2 separate regions of the Homo sapiens genome follow, and region 1 is linked to region 2. A link is an interaction called in ENCODE POLR2A ChIA-PET data of the cell type or tissue named here. Cell type or tissue: PC-3. All regions are shown on one strand. Links, peaks and the distances in the headings refer to the core of each region. The heading gives the core; the rest is flanking DNA.

Region 1 (8,047 bases), core at 1,933-6,932, 250 kb before region 2:
TGCCTTGATGCTGATGTGACATTGCATATGGAGCATTCAGAATAGTGCCTGGCATTAGCAAGAGCTCAATAAAGTTAGTGGTCATTCCACATCTACGCCAGTCATACACACACACACACTCTAAATTCCAACAAGTCTACAGACTTTCTAGTGTGATCCCACAAGCCCCACCGGCAGGCATGGCCCAGCACTTGCAAATGAATCTCCACGAGGCGTGGCAATCTTTTCTTTGAAACCTGCTCCTTCACACTCCCATTTCTGCCTCCCCATCCTGGTTTCTGAACTCATTTTGGCATGCAGGGCTGCAGTGCCAGTCTGGAATCTTGCAATGCCTTGTCAGGAAATACAGCAAAATCCTTTGTTATCAGAGCAGGAGACAGAATGACTGGATGATTAACTTCCTATAGTAGTGGTCTTTCCCTGTGAGTACGGCTGTGTCCATCTGATAGAGGGGCCACTATTTTACTTCTAATTTTTAAACTTTTGTATATGAAAATAATAATGTGTTAACATCATCTTAAATGCAAGCTGTGCAAACATGTTCCTGAATACATTTCCTCTTGTCACATTCTGTCCTAAACGAAACCCTAAGTTATTACAGCTCAACAGAAAAAGATTACAAGTACACACTAAACTACTTTCTGTTGAACTTGGAATCATGATAATGGTTATCCTGATTATAAAAAACAACAGCTATAACAGTTAATTTTTATTCACTGCATACTAAGTGCTAGGCATTTTTCTAAGCACATTATGGTCATTTTATCCCTAACAAATCGGTGAAGTAGGTACTATTATTATTATTATTTTTTTGAGATGGAGTTTCACTCTTGTTGCCCAGGCTGGAGTACAGTGGCGCGATCTCGGCTCACCGCAACCTCTGTCTCCCGGGTTCAAGAGATTCTTCTGCCTCAGCCTCCCGAGTAGCTGGGATTACAGGCGCCTGCCACCATGCCTGGCTAATTTTTTGCATTTTTAGTACAGAAGGGTTTCATCATATTATCCAGGCTGGTCTCAAATTCCTGACCTCAGGTGATCCACCCACCTCAGCCTCCCAAAGTGCTAGGATTACAGGCGTGAGCCACCGTGCCTGGCTTGCTTTTATTTTTAGTTGACACACAATTGTGCATATTTATGGGGTAAAGTGTGATATTTTGATACATGTATACAATGTATAATGATCAATTTAGGGTAATTAGCATATCCATCACCTCAAACACTTATCATTTTTTTGTGTTGGGAACACTGAAAATCCACTTTCCTAGCTATTTGAAAATATACAACATACTGTCAATTACAGTCACCCTACAGTGCTACAGAAAACTAGAACTTATTCCTCCAATTTAGCTGTAATTTTGTATCCATTAACCAACCTCTCGTTATTCCCCCTGGCCTCCCCTTTCCAGCCCCTAGTAACCACTATTCTACTTTCTACTTCCATGAGATCAACTTTTTTAGCTTCCACATATGTCAGAATATGGTATTTGTGCCATTTTTGAGCAAGCTGCACCATGCAGTTTTATTTAATTAAAACTCGTACATCTTTTTTTTTTTTTTTTTTTTTTTTTGAGACAGAGTCTCGCTCTGTTGCCTAGGCTGGAGTACAGGGGAGCAATCTCGGCTCACTGCAAGCTTTACCTCCCAGATTCAAGTAATTCTCACCCCTTGGCCTCCTGAGTAGCTGGGATTACAGACGTGTGCCACCATGCCCAGCTAATTTTTGTGTTTTAGTAGAGAGGGGGTAGAGATGGGTACAAACGGGGTAGAGACCAGGTAGAGAAGGGGTTTTGTCACGTTGCCCAGGCTAGTCTTGAACTCCTTGCCTCAAGTGATCCACTCACCTTGGCCTTCCAAAATGCTGGAATTATAGTTGTGAGCCACCGTACCTAAACAAAATCCTTATACATCCTTTTTTTTCCTTTGAGATAGTCTCACTCTGTTGCCCAAGCTGGAGTGTAGTGGTGCAATCTTGATTCACTGCAACCTCCACCTCCCAAATTCAAGCGATTCTCCTGCATTAGTCTCCCAAGTAGCTGGGGTTACCGGTGTGCGTGACCGTGCCTTTTTAGTAGAGATGGGGTTTTGCCATGTTGGCCAGGCTGGTCTCAAACTCCTGACCTCAGGTGATCTGCCCGCCTTGGCTTCCCAAAGTACTGGGATTACAGGCATGAGCCACCGTGCCTGGCCAAAAACCTCATACATCTTAACAGACACAGGTTGTTGTTGTTTTTCTTCAGCCCAGTTTACTAAAGCTATACAGACTTTAAACAACCTGTACATCAGAACCATCTGACCCTCATAATGCAACAAATCCCCTCCAGAAGGAAATCACCCAGGCTGTTCTGGGACCAGCCACCTTACTTGTTAATGTTGCTGCCTTCTTTCAGTCGCTCTCCTGCAGCTCCTGTTTTAGATACTCTTTCGCTACCCGCCAGGTCTACCAAGCTGACCTTACTGACTTTCTCCCCGGAATTCTAGTTATAGGAAACGAGAGAGAGAAGAAAAACTTATCAATAAAAACCACATGGATATCTACATATATGTTAGCACTATAATTGAGCAATCCATCCCACTCTCATATGGCAAATTTCTTAAGTTTTTAAACGGTCAGAAGAGTTATTTGAACCAGCAATTAATTTCATAGTTAACATTTAAATAGGCGTAGAAATGTAGCATTTTGTTTTGCAGCTGGGTAGCAAGTACACCCAGCTTTCTGGAATACAGTCAGAAAGCTGGAGATTTAAAATGCCTATGAGGAGATATGAGGACATGAGGATTTCTGCACATTCAAGTCAAATCCTTCTTCCTTTGAAAAAAGGTTTAGGCTAAAGGTTGTGGTGTCCTCTTTAATATCCCTCAATGGCTATGAAGCTGACATGTTTCCATGGGAATTTCAGCATGAAAGGATATATATTAAAAGCTGTATGGTGATGTCATCACACTTGTTAGGGACTTTGCACAAGAAATACAATTATTTTTCTTTTTTGTTTTTGTAGAGTCTGGGTGTTGCTATATTGTACAAGATGGTCATGAACTTCTGCCCTCAAGCAATCCTCCCGCCTCAGACTCCCAAAATGCTGGAATTACAGGCAGGAGCCACTGCACCAGGCCAAAATCCAATTTTTTAAAAAGTCAAATATAAAGAAAGACCTAACAAATTAAATGATAAGCAAAGTAGCTCACCTAGTAAGCAGAAGAGCCAACATACAATTCTCAGCCACTGAACCCAACCATGAAAGACTTTACCTATATGGACACTTTCAGTTCTTCCACCCCCACTCCAAAAAGGTTCTGCCTAATCCCTTACCCCAGACTGCAGGTCATAAAGTGTCTGTGTGATTATGATGTTGAACACAGCATGGGAGCGGCTGCTTTCTTCGTTCATGTTGGTAGCAGCTACCGTTCGAGACTTATTTCCCTCAGACATCAATGACTCAATATCCTAGGGGCAAAGCATAAGGAAAAGACCATAAGCAAAAACACAAGAATGTAGTCCTGCACACCAGGTATATGTATTAATTATGATTCCTCTGATGCCTTTGTCACCACCCTTCCATAGAAACCTCCCTGCCGCTCCTCCATTGAGCATGGTTTGAGCTTCCACCTCACTCAAGACTTTGTAATGTATGAAATGTTTCCCTAATTCTTTCCATTTCCCAATTGTCTTCTTTCTCAGTTGAGTCCCTATTTTCTCCTTTTTGGGTTCCTGGGATAGCTAATATTTATTGAGCACTCCGATAATCAATAATAGCAGTGACTTGATTTAACTCTTACTCTCCTGTGCTTACCAACCCGCTGATGCCTGCCTGTCTGCCTCCCTCCTCCAATACTGTGGCTCCCTGATGGCAGGGTTTTTTCCTTATTCCACTTTGTACACTTGCTCCTAGAATGCCTAGAGCCTATGGGATCTTATGAAATATTTGCTAAATGAACTTTATTTTCTTGCTTTTACATACAAGGATGCTGAAGTTCGTGGAGGTCAAGCAACTTTCCCCAAATCCAGTAAGAGGTAGAGCTGGGATGCAAATAGAGCACCCTGGCTCCTACTAGTAAGTGACAGGATAACATCAACACTTACCTCAACCACACTGAGCTAAGAACCAGGGACCTCAGTGAAGGAGCTGAGTTAGCACCTTTAGACCAAAAAAGTATCCATTCATTTCAGAATCGAAACCTTTTTAAAATGATCACTGTGCTCTATTTCCGATTAGAGCAATTCTATATATACCTTGATTTAAATGGCTGGAGAGAATCACTGCACAGATTAGTTTTAGCCATACTAAGTCTGGGGTGATAATGGGCCAGCCACATCCCACAAACAGCACAAAGTAAGTGCAGGGATTTGCTTGTTTCTCTGTGCATTCACTCATTCATTCACATCCTTTAGCAACAGAGATAGCAGTTTGTGTTATGAGATTTCCAAAGCAATCACTATAGAAATAGAAGCAGAATCTTGAGTCAGATCTTAACAAGGCATATAAGTCAAAGAGTAAATAAAGTAAAACAGGCCGGTCAATGGCAAGAGGAGTGATTCAGAAAAACAGGAGAGCCAGAAGTGACAGAAACCAAGGCAGGAGACCCTGCCAAAAAGAAAGGGCTGTACTAACTGCCAAATACTGTTTAGAATACCACATGTCTAGAAGGATGTCACTGGCATCATTGGGAGAACAGTTTTAACAGAGTAGTATTAGTGAAAATATGCAGCAACCTGAAAACACTGGGCCTCCCGGCCATACTGTAAAACCTTCACAACAAAGCAGCTTGAAGAGTGTGATTAAAAGCCCTTTTCCTCTCTGTTTGCGGTGTGCTGATACTGGGTTTCTGAGGCCCTGAGTAGTATCATTCTGCTATAAAGCATCCACATAAAATATACTCAGTATCACTTACATACTTTGATTTATAGTCAGCTTTTAATCACATTTTAAAAAAAATGACTTACCTCAAAACTAGTGACAGCTAGTTGAGATAAACCATCTACATATGGTCCCAAAACTTTATGTTCTCGAACTTTAAGAGACTGTCTACTCCTGCGGGAGGGAGGAAAAAGGAATAAATGAATCACACCAAAGCTGGAAGCTTTTCTTTCTCTTTAAGTACACAGTAACTAAGATAACAATTTCAAAAGAATTTTTAAATGACTCCTCCCCCCAACAAATCTAAAAGCTACTTTATTTGGATTAGCAAAACAATGTTTAACATGAGAAATGTGTTTTATGCTCTGATTTCTATTTAAAGTATGTTACTATTTTAAACATTCTATCTCTAGTCACAAACCTTCCTGGGTTAGGCTGTCAGTTATACTTTGGGGAGGATTGGGGGAAAAAGGGAACCAAAAAACATGCCAGATCAAATCAACCTTTCGGCTATTTCATAAATAAGCATATTCTCAGCAGATAATGTCTTAAAATGGTATTTATTTTTTGAGACAGGGTCTCACTCTGTCGCCCAGGCTAGAGTGCAGTAGCATGACCCCGGCTTACTATAGCCTCAACCTCCCGCCCAGGTGATTCTCCTACCTCAGTCACCCACGCAGCTGGGACTACAGGCCCATGCCACTATGCCTGGCTAGTTTTTATATTTTTTGTAGAGATGTGGCTTCACTATTCTGCCCAAGCTGGTCCTGAATTTCTAGGCTCAAGCAATCCTCCAGCCTCAGCCTCCCAAAATGCTGGGATTGCAGATGTGAGCCACCACCGCCCAGTCAAAATTTTTGAATTACTAGTAGACAGTATTAAAACATTTAAACTCTACTTCAAGTCTGCATTGGTTTATGCTACTTCTATGCTTACACTATTTTATACAGAAAGTGAGATTATAGTACAGAGTTTGTTTATAATTACTGACGTTTGTACTATATTTAGAATTGGTTCTGCTAATGAAAATTTTAAAGCTCTTTTGAATTTTTAAATGATAAACCTGGTTTGGAACCCATTTCAACAGTTTATCAAAAGACAATGGAGATTAAAAGCAAAGCTATGTATATACTGACCATATTGTGCACACCATCTTTTTCAGGGCATCACATATTAATCATCTTTCAAATTAAGAGTCATTGCTTAGCATCACCAATATATGGGAAAAAGGAGCTAAGAAGCATCACTGAATGCATCCCAAAGTCCTGGCATTGTTCCCTGAAGCACTTTTCAGTTATGCCGTTTCATTTCATAACATCCCTACAAAGTAGGCTTTACCACCTTTATTTTAAAGACGAAGAATTCAATGTGACAGTGAGCTACTTAGATGCACACGATCCAGTACACAGCTTACTCTGCTTGCCAGAGATTCTATAATGCTATTCAGCAGCAAGAAAAAGCAAACCTAGCATTATACCAAGTGCCTGTGATGGTGTCCAGTATCTGAAATTCTTGTACACTGCTGGTGGGGGTGGAAATTGGTACAACCACTTTGGATAACAGTTTGCGCAATTAAATAAAATTGGAGATTCAGTATTTTGTGACTTACAATTCCACCCCTAGATGTGTTACCTAGAAACTCCTGCACCTACCTATACAGCAGGAAACCTGTATAACAATGCTTTCAGAGCAGCACTCTATTGATAAAAGCAGGAACCACACAAAAGACAGAGAAAGTGATGAATTATTGATGTAACCATGCAATGAAATGCTAAGACAACAGTAAAAATGTATTAGCACTTCATATATAAGAATAAATGAATCACGGTGGGGGGAACAAATCACCAAAGAACACATATATTATGATGTCATACAAAGTTAAAAATTATGCAAAATTATTTGTAAATGCTAAAGAAGAGGAAGAGAATGCTAAACACAAAATTCACAATAGTAGTTACCTTGGGGAGGGGTAGAAAATGGATCCAAGGGGAACGTATAGTGAGCTTCACAATTATTGGTCATGTTCCATTTATTTATTTATTTATTTATTTAATTTTAGCTAGAGTACTTTTGACTAAGTCATGTTCCATTTATTAAGCCAATGTAGGTAGGCAGTTGTTTTTATTACTCTTTATGCCTTACAGGTGTTATAAATGTTATTTTGTATGCATTAAATAGTTAACAGCTTCTTAAGAGTAAATATAAACATTTTCTTTGATTGGGTCACTTCCTTGTCACTCATAATTTTGGTCAAAATGCACCAAAGTGTAACAGTGGTTATTATTATTGAGATGCAGTCTCACTCTACTGCCCAGGCTGGAATGTGGTGGCATGATCTTGGCTCACTGCAACCTCTGTCTCCTGGGTTCAAGCAATTCTCCTGCCTCAGCCACCTGAGTAGCTGGGATTACAGGTGCCCAGCACCACGCCCAGCTAATTTTTCTATTTTAGTAGAGACGGTGTTTCACCATGTTGACCAGGCTGGTCTCGAACTCCTGACCTCAAGTGATCCACCCACCTTGGCCTCCCAAAATGTTGGAATTACAGGCATGAGCCACTACACCTGGCCTTAGTGATTATTTTTGAATGGTGAGATTATAGGTCATTTTTATTTCTTCTTACACCTTACCTATTTTTCAAATTTTCCATAAATAGATACTAGTTTTAAATCAGTATAATTTTTTTTTTTTTTTTTTTTTTTTTTTGAGCTGGAGTCTCCCTCTGTTCCCCAGGCTGGAGTGCAGTGGCGTGATCTCAACTCACTGCAACCTCTGCCTCCTGGGTTCAAGTGATTCTCCTGCAGCCTCTCAAGAAGCTGGGATTACAGATGCCCATCGCCACACCTGGGTAATTTTTGTATTTTTAGTAGAGATGGGGTTTTGTCATGTTGGTCAGGCTGGTCTCGAACTCCTGACCTCAGATGATCTGCTCACCTTGGCCTCCCAAAGTGCTGGGATTACAGGTATGAGTCACTGTACCCGGCCCCAAATTTTTTAATTGAGAAAAAGTAAATGGCCCCCCTTCCTCTATGAATCAGATAAATATATTTTTAAATCACCTAGTTAAAAAAAATATAGATCCCTGGGTTTCACCCTGGGTCTACTGAATACAGTCTCTATGGGTGGACATCAGGCAAGTGGATGCTTAAAACGTTCCCCACATGATTCCAATGCACAGCCAGGGAAGGGCATTGC
Region 2 (8,047 bases), core at 1,185-6,184:
ATTTAAGCTGTTTTGAGTTGGGTTTTCTGCTGAAAGTATCTCAATTGTACACTTACTATGTACTAGGGATTTCAGGAAGGTACAGGACTATTCTTATCTGTTATGATAGAAAAAAGGAACCAAGGCATTGTCTTAAATAGACTTAACCCCTGAATCCTCATGTTGAAAGTCTGAAGCTCTACTGTCCAAGGTTTTTAGGCTTCACTTAGAAGCAGGTGAGACAGGAAACCAGGAAAGTTGGACGGGCTGTATAATCAGCCGACAGATCTGAACTGGAGATATCCCAAACTTAAATGTAGAGCTGGAAGCATTCTCAACTTAAATGCTGTCTCTTCTACAGCTTACCTGGTGGTCCAGGCTGGCCAAGTCCTTAAATCTGGGTCAGTTACAGGGCTTGGATGCAACATGACAAGGGAAAGAAGTGTGTTCAACGAGAACATTCTGAGTCCAAACCACGTAAGTCTTTAGAGATTAAATTTAACACCTTGGTGTGATATGTGAGCCCAAGCAAGTAACTTATTTAAACTAATGGCCAGCCAGGTAGTACTTATCATGTTACATGATTCTCAGGTTTATAGCAAGAGTAATCTTCTCTAGCCTCTTCTTCCCTGGAAGAGACCTAGGTGTTATCAGATCAGGCCTCACATCTACTACAGTTTCCTTCAATTATACCTGTGAGGGTGGCTTCTGAGTAGGTAGTGAATTCACCATTTAGTGAGTCCCAAAAGTAAGGCCAAGTGAGGAAGCACATGAGATATTCTGTTGGCTGGCCACAGTTCTCTGTTGATGTGTTAATTAGAGCGTACATTCAGGACTGACAAATCCCAAGATACACCAAAATGTTAAAAAACAAAACAAACAAAAAAAAACAACCAATCAGCTGCTTAGCTAACCGCACTGTGTGACAATAAAGTTTTGGTTCAATATAAAGTAGTGAAAAGGGCATGTATGTGTCTAGGAAAGCCATTGAAGTGGAAGATACTGAAAGCACACTTTCTGTCGACCTTTCAGAAGCTATTTTCTAATCTATTCTTGTACAGAGTACTAAAATTTGAAGTGAATGCTGATAAGTATTTATAAGTTTATTCAGATCTCCACCTGTCAATAACTTACACCTAGCCTTTGAAATTGCTTGTTTGGCTGTGTAGTCTCTATCATGAAGCCAAAGGCCTGCATTAGTCTTCCTGAAACTCCTTAAAATAGAGACTTACATAAAATGCATCTCAGTTTTAGAATGAATGTGAAAATGTTGGGGAAAAAAAGTGCAAGCAAGAGAAAAAGCCTATGGCATTCATTTAATTGGATCAGCACTAATGTTGGTTCCAACGCTGTGTTGTTTGCATGGAGGCACCACAGTGATGCCCGCAAGGCTGTCATTCGGTCTGTGAAGACCCTTGAAAATAAAGGACTTTTGAGGGGCTGAGCGTGGTGGCTCACGCCTGTAATCCCAGTACTTTGGGAGGCTGAGGCGGGCAGATCACTTGAGGTCAGGAGTTTGAGACTAGCCTGGCCAACGTGGTGAAACCCCATCTCTACTAAAAATACGAAAATATTAGCCCGGCATGGTGGTGCACTCCTGCAATCCCAGCTACTTGGGAGGCTGAGGCAGGAGAATCGCTTGAACCTGGGAGGTGGAGGTTGCAGTGAGCCGAGACTGCGCCGCTGCACTCCAGCCTGGGTGACAGAGCAAGACTCCGTCTCAAAATAAATAAATAAATAAATAAATAAATAAATAAATAAATAAATAAAACAAATAGGGAATGTTGAGTGTGGAAACTATCAATGAAGATAAATTCTACCCAGTGTGCAAACTATACTAAAAATTTCTGCTAGAATTTTAAGGACACAAGCGTAATGTAGAAGGCACAGAATACTTTTTAGGACAATAAAAGACAGCACCATACTTGGTGACGACTGTGGCAAATGTTAATCAGGGAGGCTGATTCTTTTAGTCAAAACACAAATGTCGTCCTAGACAGACGGTCAGCTTGTCAGCTTGTCAGGGGAGAAGAGGCTAAGTGCTAAGCTGGAGCTGACTTTCTTGTGAGATGCTGGAAGTCAGGAGAGGGGCTTCCGATGTTTGGGAACTTCGTGGAGATGTTCTGCCACTGGGCTTGGGCCTGGGAAGATGAGTAGGACTCAACAAGGGGGACAGTGGCTTTCTTGGCACTTCTGGGCAATCTGTTGAAAGCATCTTTATGTACGGCTCCCTCCCACAAGCCCACCTTGGGGTGTGAGAGTATTGAGATATAATTATTATAAGTCAGGGCTGATCTTGCCCTTCGGAGAGTGTTCAAGCTGATCATTCTTCATTAGACAGAACTCGCCAGAGACATTGTCTCATCAGAACGCTTCACCCTGCAAGTAAAGGCCACACACAAAGAGACTGAGAAAAGGAACCACAGCCAGAGAAGCAACCAAATACAGAAACTTGGAGAAACAGGAGGGAGTATGAAAATTGAAGGTGATAATTTAAAATGGAGAACTGGGCCAGGCGCAATGGCTCACGCCTGTAATCCCAGCACTTTGGGAGGCCAAGGTGGGCAGATCGCTTGACCCCAGGAGTTTGAGACCAGCCTGGGCAACATGGCGAAACGCCATCTCTACAAAAAATACAAAAATTAGCCAGGCGTGGTGGCTCATGCCTGTAGTCCTGGCTACTCCGGAAGCTGAGGTGGGAGGATGGCTTGAGCCCAGGAGGCAGCAGTTGCGGTGAGCTGGGATTGTGCCACTGCACTCCAGCCTGGGTGACAGAGTCAGACCCTGTTTCAAAAAAATTAAAATTAAAAAATTAAAATTAAAATAAATAAATAACATAAAAATTAAAAGGATATCCAGAAAGAACACCAAAGAAGAGGGTAGAACTGAATCAAGGGATAAGATGATTGTTCAACCCTGGAAAACAATGTGAAGATTCATGCCTCTAATGCTGCATTTCCCAGAACACTAGATCTGTGGTAAGATGAGTTTGAAAACACTGTATCCTATGTCTAACCCCACCCTGCCCCATTTATAATGCAAAACAGCTTATTAAAGGCTCTGAGAAATACTGCAGTAAAGAAACCAATTTAAGCCACACTTTTTTTTTCCAAGATGGAGTCTTGCTCTGTCACCCAGGCTGGAGTGTAGTGGCGCAGTCTTGGCTCACTGCAACCTCCGCCTCCCGGGTTCAAGTGATTCTCCTGCCTCAGCCTCCTGAGTAGCTGGGAATACAGGCGCCTGCCACCACACTTGGCTAATTTTTATATTTTTTTTTGTAGAGACGGGGTGTCACCATGTTGGCCAGGCTGGTCTCGAACTCCGGGCCTCAAGTGATCTGCCCACCTCAGCCTCTCAAGGTGCTGCGATTACAGATGTGAGCCACCATGCCCAACCAACTCATACATTTTATTTATTTATGTATTTATTTATTTATTTATTTTGAGATTGGGTTTTGCTCTATCACCCAGGCTGGAGTGCAGTGGTGCTATCATAGCTCACAGTAACCTCAAACTCCTGGGCTCAAGCAGTCCTCCCGTCTCAGCCTCCCAAGTAGCTGGGAATACAGGCACATACCACCAGTAATTAACTCATTAATTTATTTAAATACAGAACTTCTTTTTCTGCATTACCGCATTCTAGAAACATTCTGTAGGGCTAGAGTTCTACACTACGCATTTGTTACTTGCTGTGTACTGTGTAGTCTCTCCTTATCCACGACGGTAAGTGCCAAGACCCCCCGTGGATGCCTGACACTGCAGATAGTACCAAAGCATATATACACTATTTTTTTTCCTATACATACATACCTATGATAAAGTTTAATTTATAAATTAGGCACAGTAATAGGCTAAGAACAACAATAATAAAATAACAACACACGCTGCAATAAAAGTTATGCAAATGTGATCCCTCTCTTTCTCAAATATCTTATTGTACTCTACTTATCCATTTTCAGACTGTGGTTGACCACAGGTAACTGAAACTGTGGAGGTGAAACTGTGGATAGGGGGGTGGAGACTACTGTATTAAGTAAACATTGTGGCCACAGGAAAAGTGTTTAATGATAGGAAGAAGCATGATACAATGAGAGAAACACCAAGCTAGGTTAGGAGTCGGGTGAGCTGATATAAGCTTGCTGACTCTAATTCTGCATGTCTATGTCCAAAAAAACCTATGTGCAGCTTATATTGCTGAAAATCCAAAATCAGAGAGAATTCAAATGACAGCAAGGTTTAGAACCTGGTTATTCTCCTACGTAGACTAATCAGCTTGTCCAAGTTACTTAATCTTTCCAGGCTGCAATTTACTCATTTGTAAAGTGGGCAAGTTAGACCTCGGGATCTTATGAGCCTGCCAAACTGTAAAACCTATGTGTCAAAAGAGCTCTAATAATCCAAAAAATCCTTTCAGTTGGTACCATGCAGCCCTCCTCCCACTAGTCAAGAAAAAAAAAAAAGTTCCAACAACTTATAAGTAGCTTGACTTCCCATTCAACACTCAAGGGAACCAAATTACTTTCTTCTATTGTGGAACTCTGAGCACAATTGAAAACCAGCTTCATTAGCTGCCTTGACACAAGGCTAAGGCAAATTCTGGAAATGCATATTGTTTTCTAGAAGTGTCTGCCCGGGACTCTCTTAAGGTTCTTCTAGACAAAGGTCATAGGTACCCAACTGAAGCTTGTTTAAAAACAGAGAATTTATATTGGCTCATTTGGGGTTGCATCTAGCTTTGAGAACAGAAAGATTTGAGGGCCCAAATAATGTTACATGGATGTTGTCTTCCTCAATCTCTCAGCTCTGCTTTCTTTTCAATGGGCCTCATTGTCAGGCAGGCTCACTGTACATGGTAACAAAGAGCGCTTTCTGCAGCTCTAGGCTTCATGGTCCTTAACTGCCACGCTTGAAAAAAAAGAGCACTTTACTCCAAATACTTGAAGCAAGATATTAATTGCTAAGAATTACTGAGCACTCACAACATGCCAGGCACTGTCCTAATGCACATGTATGAACTTACATAGGCCTCACCACAACTCTAGACAGCAGGTACTATTACATTTCCATGCTATAGACAAAGAACTAAGGCTCAGAGAGTCTAAATGGTGTGTTTACTTTCCGTACAAGTGATCTTGGGCAAATTAATCTCTCTGTGCCTCAGTTTCCTCATCTGAAAAATGCCAATAGCAACAATTTAGTAGGCTGTTTTGAGAGTTAGGTAAGTGTATTAGTCCGTTTTCATGCTACTGATAAAGACATACCCGAGACTGGGCAATCTACAAAAAAAAAAAAAAAAAAAAGAGGTTCAATTGGACTCAATTCCATGTGGCTGCGGAGGCCTCACAATCATGGCAGAAGGCAAGGAGGAGCAAGTTACGTCTTAGGTGGATGGCAGCAGGCAAAGAGAGAACTTGTGCAGAGAAACTCCCGTTTTTAAAACCATCAGATCTTGTGAGACCCATTCACTATCAGGAGAACAGCACGGGAAAGATCTGACCCCATGATTTAATCATCTCCCACTGGGTCCCTCCCACAACATGTGGGAATTATGGGAGCTACAAGATGAGATTTGGGTGGGGACACAGAGCCAAACCATTTCAGTAAGTATATGTAAGAACCAAAGGAGAGTATCCAACATAGAATCACTGCATGAAACAAGAAGCCAATAATTCTTGGTACCATTTCCACTTGCCATTCTCTTATTTCCTGCATCTTTCCCTTTAATGGTTCAGGAAAATTCAACTTTATAAATTCCATGGTCTGGCTGGGTGCAGTGAGTCATGCCTGTAATCCCAACACTGGGAGGATGAGGTGGGTGGATTGCTTGAGCCCAGGAGTTTAAGAGCAGCCTGGGCAAAATGGTGAAACCTCATCTCTACAAAAAATACAAAAATTAGCTGGGCGTGGTGGCATGCACCTGTAGCTCCAGCTATTTGGGAGGCTGAGGTGGGAGGATTGTTTGAGCCCAGGAGGCAGAGGTTGCAGTGAGAGGAGATGGTGCTACTGCTCTCCAGCCTGGGTGACAGAGGGAGACCTGGTCTCAAAAATAATAATAATAATAAATTCCGTGGTCTTTAGTAGCATTAGATGTGATAGAAAGGGACACAATGGATTACAGCTGTATCTGGATACAGGGAAGGAAGCCCAAAGCAGCAAAGCTAGGGCAAAGCTGAGACCGAGATGTAGTATGTACATTCAGAAGAGGAGCTGAAAGTAAGAACAAGGTCAAGGCTGTCAATCTAGCCTAGATGTTAGGCAGTAAGGAGACCTGTGCACTGGATGGCCAACCCCAGACATCAGGCAGGAAAACCTGTATAAGAGGCCTCTTATACTTCTCCTGCTGGGGCAGAAGCCAGCTTCAGAGTGTGCCAGCAGGAAAGCTGCAGGTGGTAGCCATTCTCCCCATGAGGAAGATGGTAATGCGTTAACTTGGCTGGAAGAGAGAGTATGGGACACAAGTGAAGGTCATATGCTGACGGGAAGCCTTTTATTGATGGTGATTGCATGAAGAGATGGTGCTAAATAGTATTCATAAATTATTTGGCAAGTTTCACAACAAAGATAGGATCTTACAGAAAATTTAACACACGCCCTAGCAGAAAATACTTAATTCAATTGAGAAATAGCCCATCAAATCAACCTGAGTGTGGTTTCCATTAGAACTGGAGCAGCTATTCTAGAATTTCCTGACCAAGCGATAGATGCCTGGAGTCAAAACTTTTCTGTTTTTTTGTTTGTTTGTTTTTGTTGTTCATTTGTTTATTTTTGAGACAAATTCTTGCTCTGTCACCCAGGCTGGAGTGCAGTGGCATGATCTCAGCTCCCTGCAACTTCTGCCTTTTGAGTTCAAGGAATTCTCCTGCCTCAGCCTCCAGAGTAGCTGGGACTATGGGCACACGCCAACATGCCTGGCTAATTTTTGTATTTTTAGGAGAGATGGGGTTTCACCATGTTGGCCAGGCTGGTCTCAAACTTCTGACCTCAGGTGATCCACCCGCCTCAGCCTCCCAAAGTGCTGGGATTACAGGTGTGAGCCACGGCACCCAGCCTGGAGTCAAAACTTTTCTGAGGCTGCATATTTCTCCTACGCTGTTCTTCAAAATTACTCACTGCTCTGACCTCTTTTAACATGCAGTTCCCAATCTATTAAGCAGAGCGACCAAGTGAAAGCTTGTGGTATCTTTAGCTTGAATATTTTGCGTCCACTTGGTCCCTCGGTAAGTGTGTAGGAGCTATGCCACCTGATTTACTGCAGGTGGACAAGGGGAGGACTCAGGCGATACTCTCAGCGCCAAAGTGTCTAGTACTGATCCCTCAGTGCTTGTTGGCAGGTGCCAAGCATCACAAGATGCCAAGAGCACAGAAGGAGAAGGCAGAAGGAAATCTTCAGTGTTAAACATCTCTGAACTAGGGAAATATTTCTAATGTCAGTTTGACTCCTCCTCTCATAAAATCTTTAGTTGTCATAATGAGAAAGGACTAAACATGAGAGGAAGTTACAAAACACTATGGGAAATATTTTATCGTAACATACATAAGTTTGTTCAAAATGGGCACTCTTGACCTAGGCAGATATTAATAGATTTACTACTGTGGTGTTTAGCTTAATGCCAACATGTCCTATCCTCAGATGCCCTGAAACACAGCTGTCATCTTGTCTTCTTTATATAACCCCAGAACCCTGACTGGCTACAGCTACAGAAAAAAAAGATCTTGGTATTGGTAACACAAAGAAATTATGCATGCTTAAATACAATTATTTACTTCTAGAATTTGTACTTCATTTTAGATGAATCATCTAGAATTTATGACATTAATCAGTCTGAAATTCTAGAGTTGCATATACGCCTGTTCCAATATGTGCCTTTTCTGCAGTAGCCATTTTGGGGTTATCTCTCCCCCTTCACAGTGACTTGAGCATGTCTTTACATAGCACTCCCCATTCTGTACCATCTTCTGGTTATCTTGCTCATCCCCATGCCAGGCCATTAGTCCCTTGAGGACATCCTTATATCCCACTGCCTAGCACATTGCTTAACATACAGTGAGCACATAGGACAGATTTACTG

What was found. ChIA-PET counts read pairs that join two places held together with the same protein. Peaks named below come from ENCODE experiments on the same cell type or tissue, not always from the same donor. Only the 100,000 strongest peaks of a DNase experiment are listed, where the experiment ranks them.
Region 1: POLR2A ChIA-PET joins it to region 2 with 5 read pairs; 2 of 35 experiments call an interaction of 5 or more read pairs at or near these places.

The regions. Positions count from the first base shown.
Region 1 is chr6:17,847,016-17,855,062 of GRCh38, forward strand. It overlaps KIF13A (kinesin family member 13A), which reads right to left. Exons shown (of 39, transcript NM_022113.6): 7 at 4,940-5,027; 8 at 3,308-3,442; 9 at 2,362-2,474. It overlaps LOC105374953 (a long non-coding RNA gene), which reads left to right and starts at 3,419. Exons shown (of 3, transcript XR_001744007.2): 1 at 3,419-3,506; 2 at 3,960-4,049; 3 at 6,016-6,524. In PC-3, for the core only: no CTCF peak of the experiment used is centred there; DNase peaks (open chromatin) are centred at 4,516 and 5,056; H3K4me3 peaks cover 1,558 bases; H3K27ac peaks cover 2,867 bases.
Region 2 is chr6:18,095,710-18,103,756 of GRCh38, forward strand. No RefSeq gene overlaps it. Among named protein-coding and RNA genes, the nearest start is that of NHLRC1, 23 kb to the right of the region's middle. In PC-3, for the core only: no CTCF peak of the experiment used is centred there; no DNase peak of the experiment used is centred there.